Linked DNA regions of Homo sapiens: region 1 is linked to region 2. Evidence: chromatin loops called from intact Hi-C (ENCODE). Cell type or tissue: K562. All regions are shown on one strand. Each heading gives the region's core, and the rest is flanking DNA. Links, peaks and the distances in the headings are about the cores only.

Evidence for each region. A loop is a pair of places that touch in the nucleus more often than their neighbours do. Peaks named below come from ENCODE experiments on the same cell type or tissue, not always from the same donor. Only the 100,000 strongest peaks of a DNase experiment are listed, where the experiment ranks them.
Region 1: it touches region 2 in a loop (9-fold over the local background); 6 of 110 quality-filtered maps call a loop at or near these places.

The regions. Positions count from the first base shown.
Region 1 is chr4:154,613,975-154,623,169 of GRCh38, reverse strand. No RefSeq gene overlaps it. Among named protein-coding and RNA genes, the nearest start is that of FGG, 5.9 kb to the right of the region's middle. RefSeq lists an enhancer at 6,165-6,314. In K562, for the core only: a CTCF peak has its summit at 4,254 (motif pointing right); a DNase peak (open chromatin) is centred at 4,259; H3K27me3 peaks cover 414 bases.
Region 2 is chr4:154,396,006-154,404,005 of GRCh38, reverse strand. The region is part of intron 1 of DCHS2 (dachsous cadherin-related 2); the gene reads left to right. Among named protein-coding and RNA genes, the nearest start is that of DCHS2, 92 kb to the left of the region's middle. In K562, for the core only: a CTCF peak has its summit at 4,323 (motif pointing left); a DNase peak (open chromatin) is centred at 4,315.

The sequences.
Region 1 (9,195 bases), core at 687-8,686, 220 kb before region 2:
CCAATATACAGAGGCCATTTGGGGGTCATTTATTATACCCTAACTGCTAGGTTGGAAGTACCTCCAAACACACAGAGAATCCCAAATTCTGAATTTCAGATTTTGACCTGAGGACCCATTTCAAATGCTGTTGACTGACACTAAGAAAAATATCTACTTCACCACCCCTTCAGCACAAAAACAGAGAAACCTAACATATGGATAAGAACTTACACACATACAAAAAGAATAGGTGGGGGATATTTAATCTACAAGAATCTATGTGGCAATTTGAGTGCACAGGTGTATCCACAGAAGTGGCTGTTGCTGTCTAGCAATAACTTCACCAGCAGGTGGCTGTATTACACTAACCATTAGAGAGGACTGGGCTTCCAACAAAGTGCCTTAAAATACAGTTCTTTTCTTGTCTTTTTTTTTTTTTTTTTTGAGACAAAGTTGAGACAGGGTTTCACTCTATCACCCAGGCTCTGAAAAGCAATGCAGTGATTCAAACACAGTTCACTGCAGCCTGGACCTATTGGGCTCAAGGAATCCTCCTGTCTCAGCCTCCTGTGTAGCTGGGACCACAAGCACACACTGCCACGCCCATCTAATTTTGTTACTTTTTGTAGTCTCGTTTTGTTGCCCATGCTGGTCTTGAACTCCTGGGTTTAAGCAATCCTCCCACGTCAGCCTCCCAAAATACTGGGATTACAGGCGTGAGCCACAGCACCCAGCTAGAATAGAGTACTATATTTCTAAATTATTTGAATTTTGGTTTGAATTAGCCCTAATAAACCCTATGTATTCATCAAAATCTGTAATGACATATGCAACATAAAAATCCATTCACAATGAAATCCAACAGTTTCCTCCAAGCATCTCAGGAAATTCAGCACAACTAGATTATATCACAGAATGTACTAATTAACAAAATCTATTTACTAGACAGCCTACCCATTTCTGGCACCACAGAACATGAAATGTGTTAAATGATTACCACTCATTCTGTATTATCTGACATATCTAACAGCAAAGGTTTCATATGTATGTATATGTATATATAATGTGTATACATATATCTGTGTATATATATATAAAATACTGTTTATAATTCTTTCATTTGAAAGCATTCCAAGACACAGATAAACAGCTAAATCACATCCAAGCGGTGTCATTTGGAGATATGAAAGTCTTTGGCTTTTGTGTAGGCACAGGGCCATGAGGTAGAGTCAGAGCCATTCTTCCCCTCTCTGCCTGTTCTGCCAGCTCTTAAATTCAGTCCACATTCTGTCCTCAGGTTGTTTTCTCCTTGGAAACTCACTTCACCCTCCATCAGCTCACCACTAGTTCTCATTCCCAAAGCTCTATCATCTCCAGCATTCTGACGCCATCTCCTCTTACAGGTCTCACTCCCATCCAAACTTAAAATGTTGGAAATTGGACTCTTCATTTTCTCTCTTCAGCAGACCAGTTCCTCTTCTTGTTTTCCTATTCATGTTAGTGTTCTCCCATATTTACTGTTTCTCAGAGTTATTATCTGTGAAACTTTTACCCCTCTCCTACGTGTTCATTCAGTCTTTCCCTAAGTCCTTTCTATTCTATTTCTGTAAAGCGATTGAATTTCTTGAACACCTACTTCTGTAATGTGTTAAGGCACTGGGGCTTGGGGCCAGTCTACTTTTTATTCTTTGGGCAGCATTGATGCCATATTCATCAATAAAGCAATATGCATCATTAAACTGGATTATCCACAATCTATTTTGTTTTTGTTTTGTTTTTTATTTTCATAGATTTAGGGGTTACCAGTGCAGTTTTGTTACACAGATATATGGTTTAGTGGTGAAGTCTGGGCTTTTAGTGTAACCATCATCGGAATGATGTACATGTACTCAATAGGTAATTTCTCATCCCTGACCCCTCTCCGACCCTCCCACCCTTTGGAGTCTCCAGTGTCTATTAATCCACTCTGTATGTGCATGTGTGCAGATTTTTAGCTCCCACTTATAACTGAGAACATGCTGTATTTGTCTTTTTGTTTCTGAATTACCAAAATCTAATTTTAAACTTCAATAGAAAAAAACTGATACCGTTGGTTTTTAAATTCTTTTTGCAACAAGAAATGATTATGGCATATCTTCAGTATTAAATACTCTAACAAAGAGGAAGTATACAAGATTTGAGATTGTCTAATGGAAATAAGGCCTTCTTAGGTAAAGCAGGTATGGTTACTCTCCTGTGTAGGGCAGTGGTTGTCCTATTTTACTGTGTATAATAATCATCTGGGGAAGTTTGTTAATAAAATGAAGATTCTTGGGGTCCACTCCCAGATACTCTTCTTCGGTAGATCTGGAAAGGGGCTGAGGAACCTAACATTTTTAACAAAGTGAAACAGAGTAATCTAAGGAGCATTTTAAGAAATAGTCGCTTAGAAGAAATTCTAAGTACTTAAAATAGAAATAAAACGTCTTTACGTCATTAAATGGCTTTATACAACTTCTCTTAGTTACCTAATTTGTATTTGATCCCATAATTCTCTTCTAATAGCTGACTGTTTTGTAAAATTCTCTTTTTAGATTCTGATGTCTTCAGTTTCCGGGTTTTTCTCAAGTTTAAATTTCAGTCTTGGTAGAAGTAATACCTTAGGCGAGCTCAGTCTTTCCTACCTTACTTCATATGAGTTTACCAGATCCTGTCATTGGGAGAGCAGGAAGTAGAGAGGGATTCCTGAATGGAGAAAGAAGGGACCACAACAAACCTAAGTAGGGCTGGGTGCTGGGGCCAGGCTGGAATGCACTGGTGCATTTCCTGACAGTAACCATAGGCTGTGGCAGCCTGAGGCCCAGTGGCAAATTCTAGTTGAGAAATGGAGTGCAGTGGGTGACACAAGGTCCTGCAATAGTGTCCCAAATGTAGGTCATGACCACTTGCTGACTTGGAGCACAGCTGAGTGAGCTGAGCTAAAGCATGGGACCAAGACAGACAAACCTAAGGAAAGGGCCAGGTGAAGGTTACTTGGCTTTCTCTATGACACATTCTAGCCCTAGTTCTGCGTATTCTAGAGAATATGCACAACACAATGCTATAAACTCCCTCATTTCCCTATCTTCTAGGATTTGACTGACCTTTGTTAAAGTTGTACTGTTTGGTTAGGGCAGCCCACCTGTTCCAGTCAAGCAGGAGTGGTTCAGAGGCCTATGTGGAGCTTTCTCTCCTTATAGTTTATAAAGCAAATCAGGAGAAACAGTGACCAATGGCTCTAGGCAATTCCTCCTAGTGTTGTGATATTCTAGGACTTGCCCACTCTATTTTATGTTTATCATTCAAACTTGGAGTTGTTTTAAAATGTGACACAATTTTGCTTTAGTTTTCCAAAAATTAAATACATATAAAGTTTCCTTCAGTCAAAAAATCACGGTGAATGTCTTGCTCCTCTCCTGATCCACTCAAATGGAGTCAGGAGGATCACCGTGGTCCCTCCCCAGTACTCTCCATCAGCTCTATCACTGACCCACACTGTGAGATCTGATTGCCTTGCTACAGATTTTTGCTCTGAAACAGATGGTTTTGAAATGGGTGTATTTCCTTTTCTTGAATGATTTTGTTATCTGCTTAATGGTCATGTTCTCTGCCTCAAACTGCATTTTAGTATTTTATGTTAGTGTTTTAGTAATATTTAGTAATTCTTAATATTTTAGTAAAATATATTTTATTCACTCAACAAATATTTATTGGGTGCATTGATCAAGCACCACAGATAATAACAGATTAAAAATCCTTGCCTTCATGAGGCTTACATAAAATTTACTTTAATTAAGGTATTATTATATGATTATGAAGGTATTTAATTAAGGTATTATATAATAATAATTGTATAATAATTAAAATACCTTTTATGTCAGCCTCATGAAGGCAAAATTTTGAAATTTTATGGGATATGCTACCTCAATCCAATTTATAAGATATACCTAACAAGTTATATTGGCCTTTTTTTTTTGGAGAAGCTTAAATACAAGGCTGAGAAGTTTATATTTAATTAGACAGGAAATGGGAATTCCTCAGAGGATTTTGATGAAGAGAATGGCATAACTCGCAAGCTCAATAGTAATGTGTAGATGGTCATTGTGGTATTTTCTGGCTAACTTGCGCAGTGTTCCTCTCTTAGTATACTTCTCATTCTATTACTTACCTACACTTGTCAAATCTCTGACAGCTCTAAATGAAAAAATATGTGTCTGTTGGCTTTAAATCATTCATCCTCCAGATGTATTGGGGCCTGCAGGTGGCAATAGTGAGCCAGCCATGAGCTTTGTAACTAGCCTCACCAGAAACCCAGCAAATGTCACCTTAACCTAGAGTGCTGCCCGACCACCATATCTAAAACAGCACCTCCTCTAGTCTTTCATTTCCTTAATCCTTCTTCATTTTTGTTCACAGCCCGTGTCACCAACTGACATTATATAATATTTTGTTTATATCCTCTTTCTCTCCACTAGAATGTAAACTTATCAGCAGCGACTTTGGTTCATTGTGTAGAACAGGGCCTGGCAAATAGTATATGCCCAATATGTATTTACTAAGTGAATGACCACTTTGATCTGAGCATCCAGCAGAGGAACACCATGGGACAGTGTGCAGTTACCCGGCAGCCAAATTTTGTGGTGCATATTTGATTCAGCATTATTTTAGATATTATCCTAGATAAATTCTATAAAGTTTCTCGGTCAGAGCTAGAAATGGCTTAACATATCAGGTTAATATGAGGAGGGGTATGGGGCCTTCCATAGCCATAATTAGATGATGTAGTATTAAATATCAATAAAGTACTAATGAGGAAATTAACCTTATAAAGCATAGTGAGATCCACAGGAAGTATTGATATGTAAATATCAGGTAGTTTTCCGACGCAGAAGGATGCATAATTAAGCAATCGGTTTCCTGGATCTTGGTCAACAGAATTTCCTCTCTGCTGTTTATAAAAGGTAAAATGCAGTGTTCTAAATTTTGACCTAACCTTGTTTCTTTGTGAATGAGCTTGCTCTGGTCAGCCCTGAAGCCAGACCATTCTTCGGTAACTTGCAGCCATAGTGTTATCCATCAAGAGTGTGATTTACACTCTAGGCTTTCTTGCACAACATTCAATAAATATTTGGGTCTTTGACTTAATCTGGTTTTGCAAATCGTATCTTTGTTTACTTAGTAGAGGTCACTGCTCCACCACTCAAGGTAAAGTATACACAGAAATCTACACTTGAAGAAGACAGAGATATGTCACCTTTCATGGATGAAGCAAAGTCCTTCAAAATGTCAATAGAAAGTTAGCCTTTGTACACAGCAAATCCTATATGGATTTAACTTTGAAAGGACTATAGTGCAATTACACTAAGACAATAAACTAACCCAAGTAGTTAGAATTTAAAACAAAGATCTAAATCTTATAAATGTTTTGTTTGTCCTCATTCAAAATTGCAGGTTAAAGCAAATGTGTGCGTTAAGCTAGATAAGATGACTGAATTGCTTTGATGATCTGATAGCATTCTCTGTTCTTCTTATTTTCTCTCCTTCTTTAGAAATATATATATATTCCTCCAAAGATAGTTTATATGACAAAATAACTACAGTTTTTCTCAAACAGGGGCCTGTCCACTTTCAACATAGGCCAGTATTTCTACTCAAAGGCTTAAAAAGTTTCTTCTTTCCGGAGCACATTCTTGTGAATATAACTTGGCCCCTTGGTTGGTGGTGGTTTATTTTTCCCCCCAAACTCATTTGCTCTTGTAAATCTCCTGCTAATCATATTTAGTCATGAAAATTCTTTCATGGGGTGAGAGATTTAAAATCGTAGATTACACAAAGATGGAAAAACACAAACAAACCAGTAGCAGATACCAATGTGGCACAGCAAAACACTTAAATCCAACTTCTCTGTTCAATTTGTCTCAATCCAGGGCACCTCAGATCATTCCTTAGTCTCAAACTAGTATTAAAAATGGCTAATTTCCAGCCTCTTTGGCCTCTGTAATTGCCAATGGGATAATCCTTCTTTCTCTAGGCACCCAGTACTTTATTTCCTAAATTCCAATCACAGCAGAGATTTTTCAACATCCCTGCCGCTAGGACAGATCCCCCAAATGACACATGTAATGAAACTTTATGAAGTTAAGAAGTGCAAAACTCAACCTGTGGGTGCTGTTCTGCTGCCAGTGAGGGAGTCCATTTTACTTGTGCCCAATGTTGTTTTTGTCTTTGATTTACATAGTGAAACTAAAAGCACATTGTTCACAGACTACCAAGAAACTTTTGCGTTTTCACTTTCCCTGGGCTATTTTTATACACAAAGCAAATATTCTAACAGACAACTCTGTTGCCCTTAATGGGATATTTTTACTATTAGGTTGGACTGGCTTTCAGTATGCCAATAGGTCATTTTCTTTCTGCCAGTTTTTAGGAAATCCAGTTCTGAGGGTTCAGGCTATAAATTTAGCTTAGATCTAGAAATGGTTTACTTGTTAGAAAAACAGATATATCATTGTCGCCATTGATTTGAGCTTCCTTGACCACGCAGTGGCTGTCTCTCCCTTTAACTTACTGATGGAATTCAATTTATCAAGTCCTATTAAACTTGAACCATGCAGTTAGCATTGAAAAACTGCTTCCATCTAAAATTGGACTGAAGCCAGGTGCATTGGCACGTGCCCATAGTCCGAGCTACTCAGGAGGCTGAGGCAAGAGGATCACTTGGGCCCAGCAGTTCAGTTTGAGGCCAGACTGAGCAACAAAGCTAGGCTGCATCTCTAAAGAGAGAGAAAAAAAAAAAAGGACCATAAACACAAGCTAATCATAAAACAACACAAATCTAGGTTTGAGAAATACTCAAAGACTGTAAAAGATCATTCACAAAATCTTGTCTCTAACCCAGAGAAGAAGATAGATAAGTTGGTAGATAGATGTAAATGTGTGTTCAAATAATCATGCACACAGTTATGTAGATGCACACACACATCTTTAAAATCCATTCTATCAGTGAATAACTTTGAGTCTCATAACACCTTGTATCTGTGTATTATTTTAAATTAAGAAGGGCTTCATGGTTGTATTAAGATTCATGGTTAAGAGCACAGGCATTGGGCCCCATGGGTTTGAGTTCCTGTTCTGGCACACTGACCCTGCATATGTTACACAACATCTCTAGGCCTTTCTTTTTTCATTATAAGATACAGGTAATTATATCTACTTCCTAGGCTTGTGGTGAGGATTAAATGAGAGAATATACATGACAACAAAAACTATACTACCACATAATATCTAGCATAAAGAAGATGCTCAAAATTGGTAGTTCTTTCTATTATTCCTTAGGGCTATATCATTTGTCACTAGGTCAAGAAGTCTTCTACATAATCAAATTTAAATTCAGCAAATAATTTTGGAGCAAAGATGAATGTAACAGACTTGGCTCACAGAGTAAATTACCAATATACACGAAGACTGTTAGCTGTAGATTTGTGTTTTCAAATCAGAACACAAACGGTTGGACGATAGGGAATTTGGGACATTATTATTTCAATAAACAAGCCCACTGACCTCAGAGTTACAGTAAATGATTATTTTGGCTTAAATACTACCTATGCTATTATCTCAAAAAACATACCTGGAAGTAGAAGAACTGTGATTTAAGAAACATTCTTCATTCCTGGAATTCATCAATCATTTATCATTTTTCAAAGAAAAAATTGGCCCAAACATGAAAAAACTAGTTAAAATTTAATAAACCTAAGTGATACTAGATTGAATGCAGGGCCAATGTAGACCGCTAAATCACTGTTGACCATTTTTTTTTCTCAGAGAGCAAGCATCTTGTCTTATATGATTTGGATTTAGGACTTGAGATTGTAGTAAAAGGAAATTATTTTCTCTAAAATTGTGATAACACATCTGGATTCCAATATAAGTCAGTTAAAAGCCTGTAATACAAGTATTCCACTTCTAAAATGGGATAAGATAGAATTTCTAATGTCCTCAATTTAAATGTTTATCAACTTTGTGAATATTATATATCTTAACACAACCAATGAAACTTTATGACATTAAGGAGCTCAGAACCCAACCTGTGGCTGCATGAATTGTTACCCTAAATTCAACAAACTAATATTTTATGGTCTTCAGCAAAAAGAACCACAAAGACATGCTCTGTCTAAACACACTTTGCTTGAACATTCTTACAGATAGGAAGTATACCTTCTCACAAGGCATGCAATCCATTTATATTATCATTTGATCTTTGATTGGTAAAATCAATTTGGATAGAATTTCCTAAACTAAACGACCAGGTGCTTTCTTCTCTGGGGAATCTTACAGAAGGAGACTGCAGTTAGTTGCAACAGATTTTTTATTAAAGAGAATTTCTGTAGCTAGAACAACAAAGCTTGTTCCCTGTGAACCAAATCTACCAATAATAGCTCTATTAAAAGAGTTTCCTATTTACATAGATTTTATACCAAATATATTTGGTAATTCATAAACCTTACAAACATTTACTTAACACTTACCATGAATTGGGTAATGTGCTCAACACATTATCCCACTAAATCTTAGTAATAGCCCTATTAAGTAAATACCATATCATAAGTATTATCTCTCTTTTACTGACATGGATAATGGAACTCAAGGAGATTGAGTAACTTGTACTGAATCACACAGCCAGTAAATTGTAAAGATGGGACTCAAACCTAGGGAGATGGACTCCAGAGCCTTAACAACTATTTATTTATACATTCTCCAATTGAGCTACACACTTCTTGAAGGCAAAGGCAATGCCTGAGTCACCTTTCATGTTCAAATCATATTAAAAAGTTAGCAAGATGTAATTATCAGTGTACTATGTAAATCTTTGTGAATGATCAATAATTACATATTTTCATTATATATATTTTAGTAGATAATATTTATATACATTCAACATTCTAAATATAGAAAGTTTACAGAGAAAAATAAAGCCTTTTTTTCCAATCCTGTCCTCCACCTCTGCATCCCATTCTTCTTCACAGAGGCAACTGATTCAAGTCATTACATAGTTATTGAGTGTTAACTACAACTATGTTAAGTACAGCTATATATGTTAGATGCCGTAGCCACAGAAATCAGTTTACAATCTAATGCAGTGGATACAGCATGTATACATATAATATAAGGTTGCTACAAATGCTATCTGAGGTAGAG
Region 2 (8,000 bases), core at 1-8,000:
GATAAGCCCGTAGCAAGCATTATCAAGAAAAAAAGAGAGGGAAGATAAGTTATTAATAGCAGGAATGAAAGTGAGGATATAATGGCAGATCCCACATACCTTAAAAAGGGTATGTAAACTTGTTTCAGTAAATTTGACAACTTACATGAAATGGACAAATAACCAAGTTTACAAAACTGACACAAAAAGAAATGAAAAATCACAATAGCTCTGTATCTACTTAAGACATAGAATTTTTAATAATTACCCACTCTTTTTCCTTGAAATACCAGGCCCAAATAGTTTACTGGTACTAATGTCAGACAAACTCAGAAAATATAGGGCGACGGAATGTTTCCCAACTCATGTTATAAGGCCAGGATCATCCTAATATCACAACATGATCAAAGCATTACAGGTAAACAAAATTACAGCCAGTATCTCTAATGAACATAGACATAAAAATCCTCAGTAAAATATTAGGAAATCAAATCCAATCATGTATGAAAAGGATCATAAAACCAGGCGGAGTTTATCCCAGGAATATAAGTGGTTCAACATTTGAAAATCAATGTAAATTAGCCACATTACTAGAAAAAAAGAGAAAAATTTATATAATCATCTAAATAAATGCAGCAAAAGTATTTGAAAAAACAACACTTATTTGAGATTAAAATAAAACAGTTGTCAACAAACTGAAAATAGGACCTAATAAGGGCATCTACCCAAAATTTATAGCTAATTTTATACTTACATGAAACACTAAATGCTTTCCTCCTAAGATTAGGAAAAAGAAAAATGTGCTTTTCTCACCACTTCTAATCAGTATTGTAATATGAAGGTCCTTGTCAGAATAGTAAGGCAAGGAAAAGAAATAAAAGGCAAAATATTGGAAAGGATAAAATAAAATAATCTTTAGTCACAGATGACATGATTATGTTGAAAAGCCTAAGTAATCTATAATAATTTACAAATAAGTGAATTTAGCAAAATGTGAGGATACAAGGTCAATATACCACAAGCAATTGTTTTTCTATATGTTAGCATAAAAGTAGTAAATGAAATTTTAAAAATTGAGTTGTTAAATAGTATCAAAAATCAGATAACTAAGAATAAATTTAATAAAATGCACGAGGACTTGTACACTGGAAACTACAAAATTCTGCTGAGAGAAAATAAAGGAGATCTAAATAAATGGAGAGGTATATAATGTTCATGCATTAGTGTATATGTTTGGCTGTGTCCCCACCCCAAATCTCATGTCCCCACATTTCAAAACAAAGCACGCCTTCCCAACAGTTCCCCAAAGTCTTAACTTATTCTAGCATTAACTCAGAAGTCCAAGTCCAAACCCTCATTTGAGACAAGGCAAGTCCCTGCTGCCATGTAAGATGGGACTTTGCTCCTCATTCACCTTCTGACCTGATTGTGAGGCCTCCCCATCCATGTGGAACTGTGAGTCCATTAAGCCTCCTTCCTGTATACCAGTCTCAGGTATGTCTTTGTTAGCAGTGTGAGAACAGACTAATATGGTATACTTAGTACTTTTAAGATGTCACTACTTCCCAAATTGATCTATACCTTTATCACTGTCCCAATTGACATTTCCAACAAGCTCATTTTATAAAAGTTGTGAGTTGATTCTAAAATCTATATGGTAATATAGTGGATCTAGGACAGCCAAACATTTGGGGGTTGGGAGATGGGGAACTTTCCCTACTTGATTTAAAACCTTGTATAAAGCTATATTAATCAAGAGAGTGCAGAATAAGCATTAAGAAAGACAAATAATTCAGTGGAACAGAATTAGAGTGCAGAAAGATATCCTCACATTGAGTTTTGACAAGGGTACCAGGGCAATTTAGTGGTAAAAAGAAAGTCTTTTCAATAAATCATTCTGGAATGATTGGACATCTGTTTGGGGAAAAACTTTACAATCTCACACTGTACATGAAAATTAATTTGAGATTGCTTATAGACCCAAGATTAAAAGTTTCTTCAAAGCTTCTAGAAGACAACACAGCAGAATACCATTGCACTTTTTCTTTTCAGTTGCCCAGGCTGGAGTGAAGTTGCATGATCTCAGCTAACTGCAACCTCCACCTCCTGGGTTCAAGCGATTCTCTTGCCTCAGCTTCCCGAGTAGCTGGGACTATAGGCACGCACCACCATGCCAGAATAATTTTTTGTATTTTTAATAGAGATGGGGTTTCACCACGTTGACCAGGCTGGTCTTGAATTCCTGACCTCAAGTGATCCACCCGCCTTGGCCTCCCAAAGTGCTGGGATTACAGGCGTGAGCTACCACACCTGGCCACCATTGGCACTTTTGAGACAGTGCAGTTTTTGAGATAAAAGTATTTCTTGGAGAGGAAACAAAATGCCCAGACCATAAAAGAAAAAGAAGACTGCTAAAATTGAACTTCATCAAAATTTAAAAAATTTGCTCATCAAAAGACATCATTAAGAAAATAAAAAGGCCTGCTACATATTGGAAGAATATAGTCTGATAACACCAATGTTGATGAGGATGTGGAGCAGCAGCTGGAACTCATATGTTACTGGTAAAATACTTAGAAGTGTTTTGGTAGTTTCTGTAGCAGTTAGATGGGTACCCTATGACCCTCCAATTCTGCTCCTAGATTTTTACCCCCCCAAAATGAAAACATGTCTGCAAAAAGACTCATGCGATAATATTCATGGCAGCTTCACTCATAGTCACTCCAAAATGGAAATAACAGATGTCCGTGGTGAATGGATAAATAAATTATGGTGTATAGAGTTAATAGAATACTACTAAAACATGAAACAATAGGGATGAATCTCAAAAAACTTATGTTGAATGAAAAAAGAATCAAAAAAGCACATGTGTGATCTCATTATGTAAAGTTAAGGACGAGCAAAATTAATCTATGGTGATAGAAATGAAAGCTGTGGTTGCTTAGGGGCGTGGGAGTGACTGGGAGGAGGAACAAGGAAGCCTTCTGGGCTGATTTAAATGTTCTCTATTTTGATTGGTGTGTTGATTGCACATACACATTTCAAAACTCATCTAACTATACCTTAGGGTCATTGCATAACTCTGAATATAAATTTACTGCAATGAAAGTGATGAGAAAAGGCTTGGCTGAGAGAGTGGACTTCTTAATTTTCTGGAACTGCATGCAGTTGGCAGTTCCCAAGTTGGGAGCATGGAGTAGGTGGACAGAGAGCAAACTGGTGGGGACAGGGTAAAAAAAGAGCGAATGTGTGCAACGTTACATGAGAGAGAGGGAGGGATTTTGTAGCTAGCATGAGTGTGAAACCTTAGAGGAAAGAGAAGGATGTCTAAGGCAGATTTTAAGGAAGTTTTATTTGTTTGAAGCAGCATATAGATTCTCATTATCCCTTCAAGAAAACCCGAAGTGAAGAGCCGCATTCTTCTTTTTGGTGTTCAGAGTAGGTTCCTATTGCTTTTGAAAGTGTCACTATACCGAGGCTAGTTGTATGAGGACTCTGATTTGCAAGGGTGTCAGGTAGCATCCAACTCTCATTTAATCATCAAATAACTCAACCACCCTTACAGCATGGGGGGCGAGGGTCGATGGGTGGTTACTGAAGAGTGTAGTGTACATTTCTGATTTCCTGGATGAGAAGGACCCTGGAAAGACATTCTGCAGGGGTCCTTATATCATCAAACAATAAGGGCTAGTCTTGAAAGCCTACTTCCTTTTTTTTTTTTTTTGAGACGAAGTCTCGCTCTGTTGCCCAGGCTGGAGTGCAGTGGCGCAATCTCGGCTCCCTGCAGGCTCCGCCTCCCGGGTTCACACCATTCTCCTGCCTCAGCTTCCCGAGTAGCTGGGACTACAGGCACCCGCCACCACGCCCGGCTAATTTTTTGTATTTTTAGTAGAGACGGGGTTTTACCGTGTTAGCCAGGATGGTCTCGATCTCCTGACCTCGTGATCCGCCCGCCTCGGCCTCCCAAAGTGCTGGGATTACAGGCATGAGCCACCGCGCCCGGCCGTGAAAGCCTACTTACTTTTAAAGGAAAATCTTACTCTGGATTTATATGTGAAGAATCCTGGTGATTCCATCATGGGTTGCTTGAACAGAGCGAAATGCCCTATGGATTTATGCCCTCTCACAGCTCATTCACAGCAGCGTAGCATATCCTCTCTATTCGTTTGCTCCCAGAGGGATCCCCCTAGGTTTCCCTTGCTGTTCTGAAGCAACTTGAAATGCTGTGAAAACCTCAGCAGAATGTTCCGGGAGCTGCTGGAATTTACTTTCTTTATTCCTCAGCCACTATAGACCAACATTGGTTTCGGATTCTGCTTTGGTGCATGAATCCCTTTGTCACCAACTCCCTCTGCTGGTCTTGTATTTCCTTGAAATATTAAAGATAGCAACTCCAAACAAAAACAAGATGATGTTCACTTGCAAGTGAGCACTCAATGAAACTTACTTTATTATTCGCAGTTCTCATTTTCCTTCCCACTTTCCTGTTTTTAGCCATTACCTCCAGCCCTCTATGGTCATACTGTGTAGTTCTGTAGTTCTGAATCACCACGCCTCAACACATCGTTGTTGGGGTCACCAGTGAGGCATGTCTCAGATAATGTGCTCTTTCTTTTTAATGCAGAGTACTTAAAATATGTATTTCCATAAACTGTCTCTAACTCTTAACAGATTTGTACTCACTAGTTTTTTATATTTTTTGGCAGATTTGAATGTTAAACTCTTGCGTGGCATCTGATTTGGGGGAACGATTAAAAGCAAAGGGAGAGGGTGGGTAGGTAAAAGTTGAATTATTCTTAAAGGTTCTGGGAATGATACCATATTTTAAAACCAATCCAGAATGGAAAATGGAAGTTGCTCTCAGGCATGACAGTCTAGCATTTACAGCTCAGTTTCTGTTTCCAATTCTCCCAGAAGACAGATATCATGAAATTGTTCATGAAACTCCAAATCTCCTCTTAAGATGATGTTTTTTGGAGGCATGGAAAAAGCCCACAGACACGGAGGGCTCGTGCTGATCGTACTGTTCCCATTTTCCCTTAGACCTAGTGAGAAGGCGGGGGTGATGGGGAGCAGGGTCCTGCCTAATTTGAGCATGTCAAAGAAAAAACTGTCCTTTTAAAGCCTCTGCCAATGTTTTGGCTGGAGGGATATAGACCTGTAATCCTCTATTTAGTAGAATAACTTAGTGAGTTTTTGCTTATGCAGATTTAGACTCAGATCTTAGTTCTAAATAGGAATGGAGACTTAAGTCTCTTTATATAGTAAATGTGACTTTATTGGTTAGGGCCGGCAGTAAGTTTGGGGGAGAAGGTCCTACTTGAGAGCTCACTGGAATGTAAATGACTAAGAGTGATATTATCATGGGGATAGCTTTATAGGGATAGGAATTCAATAACATTTATTTTCCAAAAAACCATTCAAAAATTTTGGAAGTTATTCTATATCATAAGCACATTAGTTGAGGCATACCTCATTGCTGATCCCAACAATGATGTGTTGAGGTGTGGTGGTTGAGAATTATGGAACCATAGTGTCACAGTCAAAGGGCTGGGGCTGTGTTCTTTAAAGACAGGGAAGTTGGAAGGAAAATGAGAACAAGAATAATAACAGTAACTATGTTTTGTTGAGTGCTTAATATATGTCAGGCATTGGACACTTTCTGCACGTTATTTCACTGAATCTTTGCTGCGACCCTGGGAAGTGGCTAATTAACTTTGATAAAGTTTGTACATGGTGAACCCAGGATTCAAACTCCTCTTTTCTACCCCTATAAGGGCATGGAGAGAATTTATGGGTACAATTCTTGATTTGAATGAAATTAAAATGAAATCAACAAATATCCATTGATCATAGTGTAAGGCCTTATGGCGACATAGATTTCAGAATCTCTTAGAAAACATAGAAGATAAACATGTACCAGATGGGATTTTTCCTCCTTAAAGCCAAAACAGAAACAAAAACAAAGTGTATCTACTTTCATGCCCATTATTGTCTCCTTTTCCAGTCTCAGTCCTTGGTCTATTTATTAACTCTTTCTTTTTATGCCTTCAAACTCTCCCCTCACTTGCCATTTTCCTTCTTTGTAGGTTTACTCTACCCAACACAGAGATGAGCAGATATTCTGAGATTTTGTGCCAGGTTTTCATTATTCATTTTTGGGGGAATGAGAGGAAGAAAAAACTACTGCTCAACCACCTCCCTCATCTCCTCATTTTGAGAAGCTGTTGCTCTGAAAGGAGCCCTTCGGAATTCATTGACAAATGGGAAATCTGGGTCTCAGGAAGTGCCATTTTTTAAAGTGAACTTGTAAAAAGTCAATTCTTTGCCTGTCCTTGGGAGAATTAACTATGGAATGGGTAAAACTCAGACTGTTAGGCACAGTCAGGTTAAAAAAGTAGGGAAAAGGTACCCACTAAGGAGGGATTGTTGTCTAGAAAAACCAGGGACACGGTATCTTGTAATTAAAGGGTGTCACAGTTTTGTGAAAAAGCAAGTAGTATTTGGTAAGAAGCATGAGAAGTATAAGTGAACTTTTTTATTTAATATGATGCAATATTTTACTTAAATTGAGCCCATATCCTAAATTGGGTCAATTTCAGGTATACAAATGGGCTCTCTTTTCAAATACAGAATAGGTATTCTAGACCTAGACTAAACTTACTTCAAACTTTTGGCCTAATTTGTAAAAGAAGTTAAGAAAAGAAATAGAGAAAACAATCACTCAGTAAGTCTTAGCCCAAATGGTATGTGTGAATGAAATAGATTTTGACAAATATGTAAGAATCTGTTTAGCCTGATAAATGCTTGCCCATGTTACTGTTTATGTCTCTTTCCCATGCTGACTTATGTTGGCTTTCTGTTGTCATTAGAATTAGTATAATTAGATTAGTGCGGTGTCCTTTTCTGCTCTTAGCTTATATTACATGCCCCTGTGCTTCCTGCACTCCACATGAACATGAGTTAGACATTCATGGGTCTTACTTTTTGCTCAGGCTGATTTCAACAAGGATGCCTTTCTTGTCTTAGGCTATTATTCCTACCAATTCCTTCAGATTCTGTTTGAAGAAGTTATATCAGGAAGGTTTAGGATATATAAGTAAATCAAATAGGAGATGGTCACTATCAGAATGATACAGAGAAGTAGCGCTGAGAATTCAGAGGAAGGGAAGATTACCTCAGCTGCGGGCATCTGGGAAGAGTTTTGGGAGTGGTAAAAATTGCATTGGGCCTTTGTATTCAAATAAATGAATTATGAGTAGCATTTTGTTATACTGAAGTAGAGTGGGAAATGGAATTTCATGCAAAGAGAACACCATGAGGCAAACACTGGAGTGAGGAGTGTGTGAAACAGTGGATTGTGTATTTTGGCAGGAACAGGCATTGCAAAAAATAAAAGAGAATAGGCTATAAAGGAGGTTAGAGACACCGTTGAAACTTTGAGCACAAAGTGTTGGCATTGGGAGCTCAATAAACTCTTTCCCTTCCTGAATTCAGAGCCAGTTAAGAGATTTTAGGTGTCAACAAATTGGAGTTATAATGCCATCATCAGTACTGTTAGAGCTGATTAGAGAATGGACTTTTAATTGGTGGCCAAGTGGGCTTATTCATACTCCACCCTTGCATTAGACAAAATTACTGGTCAACTGAAGGCCTCTCTTTTCTGGGCAGAACCTGTACCATGTGGCAGACATCAGAAATTGTTCAATTCCTTCCTTCTTCCCCCACCCTTCCTTCCATCTCCCATTTTTCCCTCCCTCCCTCCCTTCCTTTGTTTCTTCTTTTCTTCTATATATATTGAGTACCTATTATGTGCCAGGTACACTTCTACTGCTGAGAATAAAGTATTGAACAAGGAAGACATAAGACTTACATTTAAGAAAGAGTTCAAATCTTCTTAAGGCAGACCAGATCTGAAAAGAAAAATCCCAGAAAAGCCTCAGCTGATCATGCTCAATTTCTTCTCCTAAACTCAGGATGCTGTATAACCACAGAAATGACAAATGTTTACCTCGCTCAAT